2 separate regions of the Homo sapiens genome follow, and region 2 is linked to region 1. The links are chromatin loops, found by intact Hi-C in ENCODE. Cell type or tissue: OCI-LY7. All regions are shown on one strand.

Evidence for each region. Hi-C counts contacts between places; a loop is a spot of excess contacts. Peaks named below come from ENCODE experiments on the same cell type or tissue, not always from the same donor. Only the 100,000 strongest peaks of a DNase experiment are listed, where the experiment ranks them.
Region 2: a loop joins it to region 1, with 4 times the contacts of the local background. A loop is called at or near these places in 3 of 110 quality-filtered maps.

What each region holds. Positions count from the first base shown.
Region 1 is chr13:74,058,592-74,066,591 of GRCh38, reverse strand. The region is part of intron 1 of KLF12 (KLF transcription factor 12); the gene reads left to right. Among named protein-coding and RNA genes, the nearest start is that of KLF12, 72 kb to the left of the region's middle. In OCI-LY7, no CTCF peak of the experiment used is centred here; DNase peaks (open chromatin) are centred at 3,471, 4,211 and 4,481; H3K4me3 peaks cover 2,941 bases; H3K27ac peaks cover 3,517 bases.
Region 2 is chr13:73,964,423-73,972,422 of GRCh38, reverse strand. The region is part of intron 2 of KLF12 (KLF transcription factor 12); the gene reads left to right. Among named protein-coding and RNA genes, the nearest start is that of KLF12, 170 kb to the left of the region's middle. In OCI-LY7, no CTCF peak of the experiment used is centred here; DNase peaks (open chromatin) are centred at 732 and 4,402; H3K4me3 peaks cover 4,950 bases; H3K27ac peaks cover 6,693 bases.

The DNA.
Region 1 (8,000 bases):
CAACCTTCTAGGCAGGCCCAAGTCGTTCTCCCACCTTAGCCTCCTGAGTAACTGGGACTACAGGTGCGTGTTGGCTAATTTTTTTGATTTCTGGTAGAAACAAGGTCTCGCTATGTTGCCCAGGCTAGTCTTGAACTCCTGAGCTCAAGCGATCCTCCCACCTCAGCCTCCCAAAGTGTTGGGATTATAGGCCTGAGTCACCAGGCCCAGCCTACAGAGGCTCTTTCAATATAATGTATTTACGAGTTGGTAATGGATATATTTAATAATGAAGAAAAACTATGGATAAAGAAAAGTGTGCTGGACTTTTAGAGCAAGTAGCTTAAGAAAACAAGTGTTCATAATATTCACCATCTGCTTCAGTCGACTTTTTGAGAATAACATCGTACAGTCTGAAACCCACAGATGTTGGGTTCCATATTTCCTCTTCATAGTCTTGTCTTCTCAGTGTTGCCTGCAGGTCCACGGGCCTTACTGACCTGTGGATGTGGATGGAGCATATAATCCACAACAATCCACATTTTCTGTTTATGCACCTCCCTGCTCCTGCAGGACCTCTAGCCTCCATAAAGTCTCCCTAATCTTTTTATGTCCGCGTCCCCAGGAATGTCTTCTATGTACATGTGAATTACTGTATCAGCTAGTTACCCTGAAGAGTCTTCTCCATCTCTGTCTACTGCTTGCTCCCCTTCTTCATAAAACCTCTGTGAGGGGCTCATGATTGAGATTCTAACTCCAGTTAGAATCCTCATGTCACATGTCTAGAGAGATCGTTCAGAGCCCTCTACGTTGCCAGCCCTTGAGGAGAGGGGAGGATGTTCCTCAGGTCACACTTTGTAGTTGCGGTCCCAAGCCACGTTGCTCATGCACTTCCCTCACGTCACTCCTACACTGCTTCATGGGCTCAGAAACTGGGAATTTATCCTGGAACAAGGACACAGAATATGATCCTCTGTCCCTGGATTCTGTGTATATCCACTTCTCTATCCCATATTACAGAAAACAGTACAACACACAAACACTCATATTCTCATCCTTGACCTGACAAAAATTTTCATGTAGATGGATGCCTATGGGTTCACTGAATTTCTGCATCATGATAGGTCTTATTTCTTTCAATTCTTTGGGGGACTCTTATAGAGGTAAATGAAGATCCAGATAAATTACTTCATTGTATAAGTTATAGTAACTTTGACATAGTTACACAAGTGTCTGGCTCACACCTGAATTTCTCACTTTAAAATATATGTGTTTTGAATATGACCATGATTTGCTGTTTTAAATTTCAGTGTGTATATACATGCCAATATGTATGTGCATATGAATTAGATACAGAGTAGTATACAGTGTGTATATATATATATACATGTGTGTGTGTGTGTGTGTGTGTAAGAATCAGATACAGAGTAATATACATATATGCAGATTGTATGTATGAATCAGTAAAATGTGTGTATGAAGCAGATGGAGGATAGTGGAATGTATGTGTATATGAATCAGGATATGGGAGTATAATGTTTGTGTCTATGTATATATGAATCAGAAGCAGAGTACTGAAGTGTGTGTTTTTGTTTGAATTGGGCAGACAAGTATGTGTATGTGTGTACATGTATATTTGTGTATGAGTCAAAAACAGTAGAATAACGTATACATGAGTGTGTGTGAATCAGACTTAGAGTAGTATGATGGGAAGAATGCAGGATGAATAAAACTAACATTGATTCTGAGATAACTTAGTACCTGTGTGACTTTGTGACTTTGTACAAATCACACAGACTTTCTAGACATCATTAGTACAGTGTGAGATTTTTAGATCTAAGGTCCTTTATGGTCTAAAATTTGATGGTTAGTACAGTCAGCATCACAAACTACTCAGCCTATTTCATTCCTCTGTGAATTATTGTGTCTGTAATGACATTTATAATTGACCTTTCAGCATTCAGAATCTCCATTGTGTCTTTGTTTATTAGCCTCTACAGCAGAGAGACATGATAACTCTTAATTTCAGGGTCATGTCTCTGGACTATGTCCAAAATGTCCCTGGTTATTATAATTCTGGACTCCAATGCTTCTTTGGATGTATCATCAACACCAAATTTTGTAAGTCACTGGATTAACATAAACAAAACGATTGCAGCCACCCATGTCTCATTTTGCTAAAGTTATGTGACTTTATAATACTTAATATTGAGTGAGTGAAATCCACGAAGACACTGTTCATGCCTGTAGAAAATCATATGTAATACCTGCTACATGCAAGGTACTAGGCAAATGTTTATGGAATGAACAAATCATTGTATGGTAAAATGCATTTTAAAAATATACAGTTATATATGAGCCTATGTGTTCTCTGAGAATCCCTGTGATGTTTTTCTTGGTGATGGAGAGGGGTGGTTTTCCATCATCACCATTGCAAGATGGCAGTGGTATTTAGATGCTGTTTGTAATGGACAGATAGTGAGAGGAACTGAGGGGTGCTGGGAATAGAATGTTTGTGATTTTTTTCCTCTTTTGGGGACAGGGATATTGCACCCCTTTTAGAGGAACCATCTTAAACCAGTGAACCAAATTATTTTATTAGCTCATGTCTATAGAATCATATGGAAGCTTCTTCTTTGGGCATAAATTTTGTGTCCACAGGGCACTGAAGCAGTTAATCTAAATGCTGTCTTTTGGAATCAAAGGGCAGCTTGGGCACAGCACTGAATTAGGAAACTGGAACATCAGAAAGTTCTAGTTTTCTTGCAGTATTTTTTTGCTAGTATGTGGTAATTACAAAAGGAAGTGAAAAACTATAAGGGAAAATTATAAATACTAAAATAAAATTTGGTAGTCTAATACAGAACACCTTTTTTAGTGCATGAGTACCTTATACTGTAAAAAAAATTTCAAATCTATTTGAGTATTAATCACTAAAGTTTGCTGTGATTACAGGACATTGCCTTTAAAGGCCCCCTGTCATTTTATGCTGAGTACATGTAGTGGTAGTTAATTTTTACTTTGATATTTTCTGTTGACCTCCTTACTTGTGGGAAAGGAGTAAACCTGAGAAATAAGACATTAAAATCTTGGCTGATTATCAGTTATTAATACTATTCTTGAGGAAGATATTTGGCCCTAAGATAAATGAAATATGAAGGTTGTTAAATAAGGTTAATTTACCTAGCAGTTTTGATGTCCTTGAAGGTTAGCATAGGAAATAATAGTGCAGTCTGAATGCATGGTATTGGCTTTAGGGTAGCTCTTTAGTTCAAGCCTCCTTAAAGCATTTTGAAACGTTTGCATTAAGTTTGTGCTGAATTGACTCCCAGAAAGGAGACTTCTTCCAGAGTCAAAATGAAACTAAGTATTCATATTAGAGGATGGTGGGGAGAAAAAAAAATGTCTTCCACTCAGGAGCAGACTGCATTAGAGTTCTGCCAACTGGCCTGTTTGTGAGAACTAGTGAAGTCATCAAGCCTGAGCTATTTTAGCACCCTGACATGGTGCACCGAGGCAGCTGGAGGTGCGGCACAGAGGAAGCTCGGAGAGAGAGGTTTTTCCGAAGCAAAAAATTTTCCTGCTGACTGACAGCATCACCATTTCACACCGGCTGGGGCTCTGACATCTCTGGGAAGCATGAGGGCTTGTGTAATGGCCCACACAGAAAGTGGGTGAAGAGGATCTCTAGCCTTTTCAGGTTATTTCAAGTGGGGTCTCATTGTCAAGGGACCAACCATCCAACAAAATAGGTTCCTGTGGGTTAGGAAAATGGTGATGGTGAAAAGCTGGAGATGAAATCTTTTGTTTCTAGAGCTAGATGGATTTTTTCGTTTTTCTTTTTTAACACAAAAGGGTCAGAAATGCAAAGGATGCCCTTTGCTGACACAGCTCTGTAAGAGATTACAAGCAAAACAAAGACAGATTTATAGATAATTTATCAGCATATTGAAGACAAATTGAATATCATGCTGCACAGTAAATTACTTCAGAACAACCCCAAAGTGGAAGAAAATACTTGTAAATTGCATTTTTAAGCCCTTAAGAACAAGTTCTATCACTTGTTTAAAAAAATTGTTTTGTAACATGAAGTGCATTTTAATTGTCTGACTATGAACTCTTGCCTTATGGGCTCAGTCACTAAAGATGCTTAAGAGAAAAGCATAAATGAATACTTGATTGATCATAAAATCATCTACAGGATGCTGTTTTAACCACTTCCGAAACGATCTAAAAGTGTACACAGCTTCATCCCTTTAGAGACTTAGAAAAAGTCCAGATACATCAACCAAATAGAGACAAATATAGAGAAAATGAGAGACTAAGTTTTGAGTGTAAGAAATTAACTCATTTTGAGCTTCACTGATGAAAAGCAAGATTTTAAAACAAGAGGTGCTCCATGATGAGTCGTTTTTTACAATAAGGAATGAAGCAAAGCAGACACTCTTTAACATGGGTGCACTCAGGGGTCAGGGCTATGAAAGCTGCCAGAATTCAACCCTGATTTAGCAATGAGAAGCCAGAGACAGGAAGCTGCCTTGTTTATTAGAAATAGGGTAACCACAGTCTCAAGACAACTGAGGAAGACTCTGCTGGCACTTTTCTTCTGAAAGCAAGCACTAGTGCAAAAAAACCCCACCAAAGTATGTAGTATAGGTGTTTATATGTGACTAAGGCTTATGTATTCATATATTCTTTTGTTTACTTCTTAAAATTTATGGTTAGAAAGGCACAACTTTTATATTTTTTCCAGTTAAAAGTTTCAGAAAGCTATCATATAACGTCAAGGTATAAAAATCATGTGTGACCTTGATTTCTACAATACTTTACGTATTCAAAGTAGTTGAACCTTTATTTAGGAGGATGCTTCCTTCAAATTAAAGACTTTTGCTCAGAGAGTGCCACCATGTTTCAGTGGGAAAAGGATCAGATTAGCCTCGGGATACTTGGAAGTTATGGCAGAGGTTGCAGAGTAATTTTTCATTATTTGCTAGAACTTGGGACATCATTGGGATTGTTTTTAATCACAGGTGAAGAAACTGAGACCCCAGAGTGTTTTTTTTATCTGTGGTCTCACAGTCTAGGAAGTATCATGGAAATTAGATGGATGAGTCTAATTGAAAGTCACTGTGTGCAATAACTGGCGTGCCACTTTAGAGGGCAATTAGGAAAAACTGTAGTATGCTTATATTAAATTTTTCTGGACCTTGATTTCATCTGTCTTTGGAACTTAGAAGTTTCTTAAGGATCATGAAATTTGTCTTAGTGATTAAAAGCTAGGCTCCAGAACCCACCTATCTGTGTTTGAAACCTAGTTCCTCCCTCAGTGTTACATGACCTAGGCTAAGTTACCTAACATATCAGGGCCTCAGTTTCCTCATTTATAAGATGACCTTATTGATAGAACTTAACCTTAAAGGATTGTTGTGATGTTTTGAGAGAATATATCTGAAATGCCTCATTTGGTACCTCCTACATAAAAAGACCAAAGTTAATGTGAACTCTTGCTATGATGAATGTTACTTTATTGTACAATGCCTCAAGGCCTTGATTCGATAGCTGCATTTTTGTTTGTGTTGAAAGTATTGGACCACACATGGTAACCCAGGGACCAAGGTCTAGACTTAGCCCATGAGATGGTACTATTCCCCTCACCCTTGTCTACTAGAAAATAATTTCTCTTCTGGTAGGAAATAAGTGCTCTATCAATAGTGAAGTGCTTTTTCAGGAGTAAAGTTCAAGAAGTTAAAACCTGTGAATAGAGATCAGTGAACATTTTAGAAAATAGAAAACGACCACTCCTATTCAACAGAGTACTGGAAGGCCTAGCCAGAGCAATCAGGTAAGAGAGAAATAAAAGACATCCAAATTGGAAAAGAGGAAGTAAAATTATCTCTGTTCACTGATGGCATGATCTTATACCTAGAAAACCCAAAAGACTTTTTGGAAAGGCTCCTAGACTTGATAAACAACTTCAGTAAAGTTGTAGGATACAAAACCAGTGTACAAAATTCAGTTGCATTTCTGTACACCAGTAATGTTCAAGCTGAGAACCAAATCAGGAACTCAACCCCATTTACAACACACACACACACACACACACACACACACACACACACACACACACAAAACCTAGGTATACATTTAACCACGGAGGCGAAAGATGTCTTCTTAAGAAGAAGTTCTACAAAACACTAATGAAAGAAATTTTAATTGATACAAACAAATGGATTGGAAGCATCAATATTGTTAGTATGACCAAACTGTCCAAAGTAATCTACAGATTCGACACAATTTCTATGAAAATACCAAAGTTATTCTTCACAGAATTAAAAAAAAATCCTTAAGTTTATATGAAAACAAAAAAGACCACGAGCAACCAAAACAATCCTAACCAAAAAGAGCAAAGCTAGAGGCATCATGTTACTTGAATTCAAATTATACTACAAAGCTATAGTAACTAAAACATCATGGTACTGGTACAAAAATAGATGCATAGATCAATAGAGAAAAATAGAGAACCCAGAAATCAAGCCACATACTGCAACCAACTGATCTTTGACAAAGTGGACAAAAATAAACAATGGGGAAGTGGCACTCTATTCAACAAATGGTGCTAGGAAAATGGCTGGCTTTGTGCAGAAGAATGACACTGGACCCCTGTCTCTCACCATATACAAAAATTAAGATGGATTAAAGACTTAAATATAAGACCTGAAACTATAAAAGCCCTGGAAGGTAAAACTCTTTTGGATATTGGCCTAGACAAAGAGTTTATGGCTAATTCCCCAAAAGCAAATGCAACTAAATCAAAAATAGACAAATGGAACTTAAGTTAAAAAGCCTCTGCACAGCAAAAGAAATAATCAACAAAATAAACAGGCAATCTACAGAATGGGAGAAAACATTTGCAAATTATGCCTCTGATAATAAAGGACTAATAATATCCGGAATCCACACAGAATTCAACAAGAAAAAAAACTCCATTAAAAAGTGGACCAAGGTCATGAACAGACACTTCTGAAAAGAAGACATGTAAGTGGCCAACAAACATGAAGAAATGCTCAACATCATTAATCAGAGAAATGCAAATCAAAACCACAATGAGATATCATCTTACACATGATAATAATTGTCAGAATAGCAATTATTAAAAAGTCAAGAAACAACAGTTGTTGGTGTGGATGCAGAAAAAAGAGAATGCATGTATACTGCTCGTGGGAACAACTAGTTCAACCCCTGTGGAAAGCAGTTTGGAGATTTCTCAAGAAACTAAAAATAGAATTGCCATTCAACCCAGCAATCCCACTGCTGGGTGTCTACCCAAAGGAAGATAAATCATTCTATGAAAATGCTTGCTCTTGTGTGTTTATCGCAGCACTATTCACAATAGCAAAGTCATGGATTCAACCTAAATGTCTGTCAGCAGTTGTCTGGATAAAGAGAATGTGGTGTATACACACTGAAATACTATGCAGCCATAAAAATATGAAACTGTTGTCCTTTGCAGCAACATGGATGAAACCTGAAGGCCACTATCCTAAGTGAAATAAGTCAGAAACAGAAAATAAAATACTGCATGTTCTTATAAGTGGGAACTAAACAGTGGGTCCACATAGTCATAAACAATAGACACTGGGGGACTCCAAAAGGCAGGAGATTAGGAGGGGAATAGGGCTGAAAAATTACCTTTTGGGTACAATGATCATTTATGGGTGATGGGCTCATTAGAAGCCCAAACCCCAGCATTATGCAATATATCCGTGTAACAGTCCTGCACATGTGTACCCTGAATCTAAAATCAAATCAAATAAGTAGAAAATAAGAACAACAATCCAAGTTCATAGTAGCAGGTCTCATTCATGATCATCTTATACTTTAAAATGTCTTTCCTTCTTTTACACTCTGCTGTGTATGGCTATGCATTTTTATATGTGTGTTACTTTTGCATATATTATTTAAATGATAAAATTATGAGCCTGTAATCCCAGCACTTTGGGAGGCCGAGGTGGGCGGATCAT
Region 2 (8,000 bases), 94 kb after region 1:
ACCACGCTGTTATAAACTATTATTCAATTGTATTGATAATTTTATTAATTGAATTAGTTATAGGGAGTCGAACTTTGAAGATTGTTTTAAAGACGTTCTTTAATGGAACACTTACAGTGAAAATGTATTAGGATAATGGGGAAAGTTTCAGGTGTTGATGTTTGTTATTGTCAGTGTTTCTTTATTCTGCTGAATCAAAACTCATAATGTTAGCCTTTAAATTCTTCGTCTGTGGTTTAAATCTTTTAACATGTTGCTGTGATTTTACATACTCGTGTATATTATGTTTTTTCCTCCCTTTACTCAAAGCATTTCAGAATTTTAAGGTTGTCTTTAGCATTTGTTACAGGTTGGCATTTCTTTTCCTGAGCATCATTTCATATCATTTGGTTTGATTTAATGAACACTTAATGATTCGGTAGCACCCAAAGTCTGATTTGATGAGTGTAATTGTACAGCTGGTTAATTTGTGAGTAGAAAACAATACTATTTAAAGCCCTTACCTTATGAGTCATCTGATCAATTCACTTAAAAAAATCTGTTAGCTTTCTTGATAAATGAAATGGGGTCTTGCTGTGTTGCCCAGGGTGGTCTTGAACTTCTGGTCACAAATGATCCTTCTGCCTTAGCCTCCCAAAGTGGTAGTATTACAGTCAGGAGCCATTGTGCCGAGCCTGTTAGCTCTGTTTATTCATAGTTCATATCACCATTGTGAATGTAGTATTTTCATTGACGTCAGTAGTTTTACATAAGGTCTCTTGATGGTGATGAAACTAGTCACTATTAAGATGGAGTTTCCTTGTTTGGAGCCTCAGGAGAAATACCCACCATGCTTTTTTAAAATCAGGGGCCTCCATAGTATCAACTTTATAGTTGATGGTTTAGTACCTTTTCCTGTCTTAAAAAAGATACTGTCATGGAGGTGGACTTAAACTGGAAAAGAGTGATATAGCCGAAATAAATTATATATACATTTCATTGTTGCCTAAGAACAGGGATCATTTGTTCTGTCTCTTACAGTGTATTACTGTGCCTGCATTAGAGGCTGGCAGTATGTCAGGAGCTCTGTCTGGGGTTTGGTTATGTAGTCTATTTTGTGAAGGAAGTTAATGTTTTTGGATTGCATTATGATTGTCGCCCAAACCATTATCCTCATTATAAAAATCCTTAAATGTGTTTGCAATTGCTTATTAAAAGTCTCTGGCAAGAAGAGTTTAATTTATAATTCCTAACTTCTTGACTCCTTGTTTGATTGCATTTTTTTGGCGGAACCATGTTTATCAATATGTATTTTTAAAATTAGCACAGTTTTTTGTCCCTTGCCAGGTTCGAGTAACTTTCTCATTTTTGGGTGCTTACAATATTTTAACACTTAAAAATCCATAAAAATTTAACTTTGAAAACTACTGACAACTTTTCTGTTTTTCAAAGATGCCTTCTCTCAGTCAATGTTAACATTTTTTTTTCTTTGCAGCTGATGCAATTTTGTTTAAAAACATTCCCCACCCTTCTGCTGCTTTGAGCCCTTGATTTAACCCATTAAAAATGGGTACTTTTGAAGCATCTGCACTGAAAAATGCTTTCCAAAGAAAACATTTGTTAGAACACACAAACGATTTATTTGGGTACATTGAAGAACCTAAACATTTGATTCAGCTGCCAGTATGTGCTTTGCTGGCTAATGTTTCTTCAGCATTTCCACATTTTCATAGGCTAGCGGCCAAGTTGTCCGACAGTCTGGTACCTCTTGGGGGTGGAAGTGGGTGTGTATATGTGGAGCTGGTAGCACTAGCATGCTCCTGTATGTCGCCAGTTGGCATATGGTAGAACTGGCAGAAGCTGGCCCCGCCAACCTGGAAGCATATAGATACTAACAAGCTTCTTCAGCCTGCCCAAAATGGCTCGAGGAAGCTCACTCAGATCCTCTGTGACACTGATCCCAGGAAGTCAGAACTCTTAGAGCAGTTTTCTCAGCTATGTCGGATCTGAGGTAATCAAGACAGTACATCTGAACTGGAGTATGCCATCATTGCACTAAGACATATTGTGATTAAAAAAAAAAAAACCAGCACCAGTTCTTGTACAATGCTTTATGATTTATAAAGTGCCTTGCTATGTGTCTTGTCATTAGGTTAATAATAAATAAAAAACTTAAGTAGATTATAGTATCTCCATTTTTAGAGATAAGAAATTGGTCACACAAGGAGGAAGTGTTGGTGCTATGGTTTAAATCCTCCATCTTATCAGATTCTACCCTCTGTGTTTTCTCACTCTGCCACACTGGAAATAAAGCATGAACTGTGCAAGATGGATTGACCTAGTTTGATACAAAATTGCACCAGCTATATATCAAATTAAGGACCTATAACTCTGCTTGTACCACTGGCATGAGGAGGTGAAACAACAAGCATTTGTTGAACCTAACTAAGCACTGTGGGATTTGTCAGGTTTTGGTTAGATGAAGTCTAAAATTATAAGGAGGTCTCTATGTTAAGAACAAAAGATAGGTAGGTCAAGAGGCTTGTTTGTATATATCTAACAGGTAAACATAAAACATTTTCTCTCTCTCTGTACTGCATTAAGAGGAAGGTTTGATGGTAGCCCTATGAAGAAGATTTTGAGAATGGCCTTGGCCTATTGTTAAGTGAGAGCTGTGAAAGTACTACTTCTTCCATGTATGTCTTGAATACTTATTGTAGTTGTGCATGGTGCCAAGCAGTATCCCAGGGACTGGGGAGACAGAGGTAAGTGTTATATAGGGCTCATCCCTGAGGAGTTCTTAATCTAGTGGAAAATCTGAACATGGTAAGAGGAAATGACTCTTTTACCATGGCAGAAGTAGAGGAATCTTTGCAGACCCACACTTGAATGAGGGCTTGAAGGATGTTAAGGAGTTCTGTCACTAAAGAAGGAGTTTATCCTTTCCAAGGTAAGCTCATTGTAGGCATGTCCTAAAGTGAAGAAGGAAAGAAGTGTAAAAAATCCCAGTGGTATACACTGTTGAAGGCAGTAGAGAATAACTTAGAAGCTTACCTGGGGCCTGTTTGCCAGCAGTCCTTTTGGATGTGGGATAAATGGTAGGGGATTGTAGATAACACCCAGCCCCATGGGCTTTATAACCCCTTTCTCTACTTTTATATAGTCACATGTTCACTTCACTTCAGGCAGTATAAACTTTGATTATCCAGTCATTGCCTAGGATTGGCTGCTTTAGAACCTCCAAAAAGGTAGCTTTTGTATTCTGGCCCGTCAGTAATTATGGATTCATATTTCTTGGATATTCTTCCCTCCTGATGCAGCACCCACCCAGCATGCTCTTGGATTAGTATTCCTCCCACTCCAATATAGTAGAAGAATTTTCGAATAATTGCTATAGGTTTTTTTTTTTTTTTTAAAGTATGGGGTAAGGGAGAGAGATGTGAGATGAGGAGGCAATATAAACTTTCTTAGACACTTTATGGGAAATCCAAACGGAGGTTATGATAGGGAATAGAGATCCAGAACTCAGGGGAGAGGTGGGAGCTGGAGATGGATGATCTGTGCAGAGCTGGAAGTACAGCTGTGAGCATGACTTGGACTTCAGGGATCAACGTGTCGAGGGAGAAGAGAAGTGGACTTGGATGTGGTTTTTTAAGTTCCTGATGATGATAGTAATAGACAAATCATGTGTTAGGGACTCTAGAAAATAAAAGACGAATAAATTATCTTTCCTCGTGGAGTTTGCAAAAATATTCTTTACATTTCTACTGTGTCTTATGTTTTCAAAAGCATCATCTTTTAGAAAACTTTCTTAAGTGGTCAGTGTCATTGAAACCATTGAATAAGTCAAAGTCCCAAGATGAGAGTATTCATTTTGCAGTTTGCTGACAAGCATAGATGACGACGAAAGATACACAGATTCTCTTCTTCGGTGGCTTGAAATAAAGCTATTATCAAATAATGATTTGCCTTGAGAATATTAGGTAAAATAGAAGCATATGGAAATATAGTGAAATATCATGCATAGAATCATAATTATCCAGAAATCATAGCTGTCTGAGACCCCACCAGTGACTACAAATTACACAAGTAAGGCCTCTGAGAAGACAAATAGATGTCATAAGGTATTTATGCTTCACTTACAAGAGAGCATGTTGTGTGCTTATATTTCTATTTTATGTTACTTCCTATGCAAATTTAGCTGACTTATTTTTCTCATTTCAAAGTCTACAACAGATGAGAAGCAGCAAATGTAAATTAAGCATCTGAGCAAAGAAAAGGACCTTGAGAGATAGTTGAAGTTCCTCATTTGACTTGGGCCCAAAGATGTTAAGTGACTTATCCAGGATCATTCAGCTAGAAATAATAACCTAAATTGACTTCACTCTAAGTTCAGTGTTCTTTCTGTTTCACCATAGGGCAGAAGGAGCATCTATAAAAAGAACATGACCATATTGAGAAGTAGTAGCCTGACAGACTCTAATATGCAGATACAAGAACTCAAGAAGCACAGCAGTTTCAGGTCACTGAGCCTCGATACACTTCAGTGGGCCCTGAAGTTATCTCAGTATGCAGCATTTCATCGTCACTGATGCTCATAATTATTAGTCTGAGTCATCAGGAAAAAGTTAACTTATGTCCCTTGCCTTCTATGTAGAAGATATTAGGATTATTTCCATCCCAAGTACTTAGTATTTTCTCTTTTAAATTTGCAATTAAAAGAGAGAACCCCTCACCCATCCAGAAAACGAAACTCGTGAGAACACAATATTCCTAAGAATGCTGTATAAGTGAGGCTTATTGATGAAGAGACAGACCTGCCTTATGACTGGATGACTGTTTTGTAAAAATGACACATGTTTGGTACCAAGAATAATACACCTTAAGGGTTGTATGGGGTTATCTATATCAGATGCCTTGCTTACAAAGGTGATGGCATGGACTCCTCCTTGGCGGAAGGATGAGAGTCTCAGCAGGAGTGGTATTTCTTTTTTAAAATCTTGACTTTGTCTTGGAGCTGGGTCCCTTAGACTCTCATTTACACATCATCCACTGTATTCTTCTGGCGTTGAATACACCATGCGTTATTTGTTTAGTGACCGTGTATTCCAGCCTTGGCAGGCTCCTTCACCTTGGCATTTCTGTGCCTCTCTGCACAGATTCAAACTCATTTTTCTCAGTTTTGGTAACTGGTGCAAACCTATTTTAATGGATCATTCTTGGTTAAACCCCTCTGATGCTCAGACTCTCCATCTTCTGTGAACTCTTTCTCATGGGCCAGGAAAACAGATTCCCAAGTCAAAGATGCATTTAATTATGGATTTGGGAAGTGTTACATTTGCATTCATAGGAAGGTATTAGAAAACAAAATTAGAGGCCTTTTTAAAGCAAAGGAACTTGTCAGAAGTGAGTATTTTTAATTGTCCTTACGCATATCCTGGAAGTCATTTTGGTTACTATTTATAAGATTTTTAGTTATAAAACTTACAGGTCAATATGCAATGCATGTCATTTTACATTTTCTTTTTCTCAGTCTGGGATATTTAAGTGGCTGAAATTAGTTATAATTTTTCTTTAACATGGACAAGTCAGTTAGCTAGAAGTCAGCTGCATGTTTTGGAATATTAACTAACATTTGACAGTGTTTCCTGAGTAAAGTGCCGGCACATTACTGGGCATATAAATTCAGTGTCATTGGGTTTCGTTGCTGGGTAGAAGACTTTAAGGTTGCTGTCTCTTGAACAGGAGAAAGGATTGTGGAAGATTGGGGGCAAATGTAAGGAATTGACTACTTTGTGTGTCAGTGAGTGAAAATTGAATTTTGGCTGAGTCTTTTTGCACATGGAGCTACAAGAGGCCACAGAGGTCAGGACTGCATTCAAGCTGTCCTCAAATGAGACTTGGCTACCCTTTTCTTACAAATCCCCAAGGAACAGAGATTTCATGACCAATGTTGGCTGCACATTTCAGGGCCTCACAATCACACTTGTTCCTAATCCTTCCTCTTTCAGATACTTTTTATTTGGCATTTTTTTCTCTAAACTTTTACTTTTTTTTCTTTTAGTTCTCTTTATCAAAACTATTCATGTTCATTATAGACTCATTAGAGAAACATCAGAAAACAGAGAGAAAAGTAAAGCTACCATAATTTTAACTGCTCTTGGAATAATGAGGTAGCTTCATATAATTTATCTGTATTTTGATTTTGATACTTAAGAATGACATGCACAAGCTTGTATTATATATTGGGCACATTTCTACATCTTTCAGAATTATCATTTGTGATTTTTATGTTTCTGTGATAACTTATTTAACCACTATCCAATTTGGGGGCAGTTAGCTTGCTTCCAAGATTTAGTAATTACAAACAGCAGGGAAATTAATACTCTTTTGCACATCCTTAATTATTACCTTAGGATAAATTCCAAGAGTTAACAATTGCTAGATTGAAAGGTACATGCATTTTTATGGCTTTTGATATTTTCTGCCAAATTGCCCTGCAGTTTACAGCCCCGCCTACTAGAGTATTAGAGTGGCCTGCTCTTAATTTAATTTACATAGCAGCTACATCAGAAGAACTTGGAAAAGAAAGCTCATTGGTATAAAATTGTCATTTCGTAGCTTGAAGAGCATGTTATAATAGGGGCTTAATAACCTCTACAGAGGTTCCAGTCATCTTATGCCTTTTGGTGAGAGTGGGAAATTTTAATATATTTATTTGCTTCTGGAAAGGGAAAGATGAAAGGTGGAAAGGGGAGCAGAAGTTTTGGAGCAGTGTGCAGTTATGTGCGTGAATGTTGTCTGCATCTGCCCTTGGGATGCTAAGTCAGCCTCCACGTTATCACTGCATGGACCACGCAGAAGGGGATGGATCGTAAACAGCCATGTAGATACAAGCGCAAGATCTTTGGCTTGGTGACAGCCAGATTCCCCACCCATCATATCTGCTTGGCCTACACATCCTATCACTGTAGAGGACTGTACAGAGGTAATTAGAGGCTGGAATCCTTGTATATATTAGTTAGGTCCGATGGAAGAATGAAGAAATGAGCCATCAAAATAAAGTGCTTTTAGAATAAAATATTTCTTATGGAGACTTGACATTAAAATATTTTGCCCCAAAGTCTTTAGTCTGAAATATGTATTATTCGTCTGAAATATGTATTATTGTCATGGGATAATGTATTTTTAATGGTGGCAGCATTGACCTATTAAAGTATAAAGTTCTCAGCACTATTTTTTTTTGCTGTTGATGGTAGCTTTGTTTGTGAAGTAGCCATGTTGAGGGCATTGGATCCTAAGGTAAAGGCTTTTGACTGTTATGGTATCTGGAGTCACACTGATCCCTCACAGATGGGTTACAAGTGTACCTGAGATGTGCATCCCTACCCCTTGGGACTGCCTGCCAAGGCCAAGCTAAACTGCTTACCCCGGTATGCAATGGAGCTGCTACCTTTTTTGCATGTTCCATAGTGTGAAAATAATTGGGAAGCACTGCTTACAGTCCTGTTTTGTCTTTGGCTTCCTTGGAATGTCATAGGCTAGGTTCATATCAACCTTAATGTGTCAGATTCTCTTTAATGTGCCTCCTGCCATTTATTCTGATCATGTTTTTTGTTTTTGAAGTAAAGACGAGGTCTCACTATGTTACCCACGCCAGTCTCGAACACTTGGGCTCAAGTGATCCTCCCACCTCAACCTCCCAAAGTGCTGGGATTTATAGGCATGAGCCACCATGTCCAGCTTCTGATACCTTTTTGAAAGAATTGGGGGGTCCAAAAAGCTTTCGGGTATACACTAAAACTAGAATGACCTTAGATTTTTTTTTTTTTTTTTTAAGTAGAGACGGAGTTTCACCATGTTAGCCAGGATGGTCTTGATCTCCTGACCTCGTGATCCACCCGCCTTGGCCTCCCGAAGTGCTGGGATTACAGGCATGAGCCACCGTGCTCGGCTGACCTAAGATTCTTATAGAGTGTTTCTGAAATTGAGCGGTGGTTTTGCTATTGTCAATGTCCAAT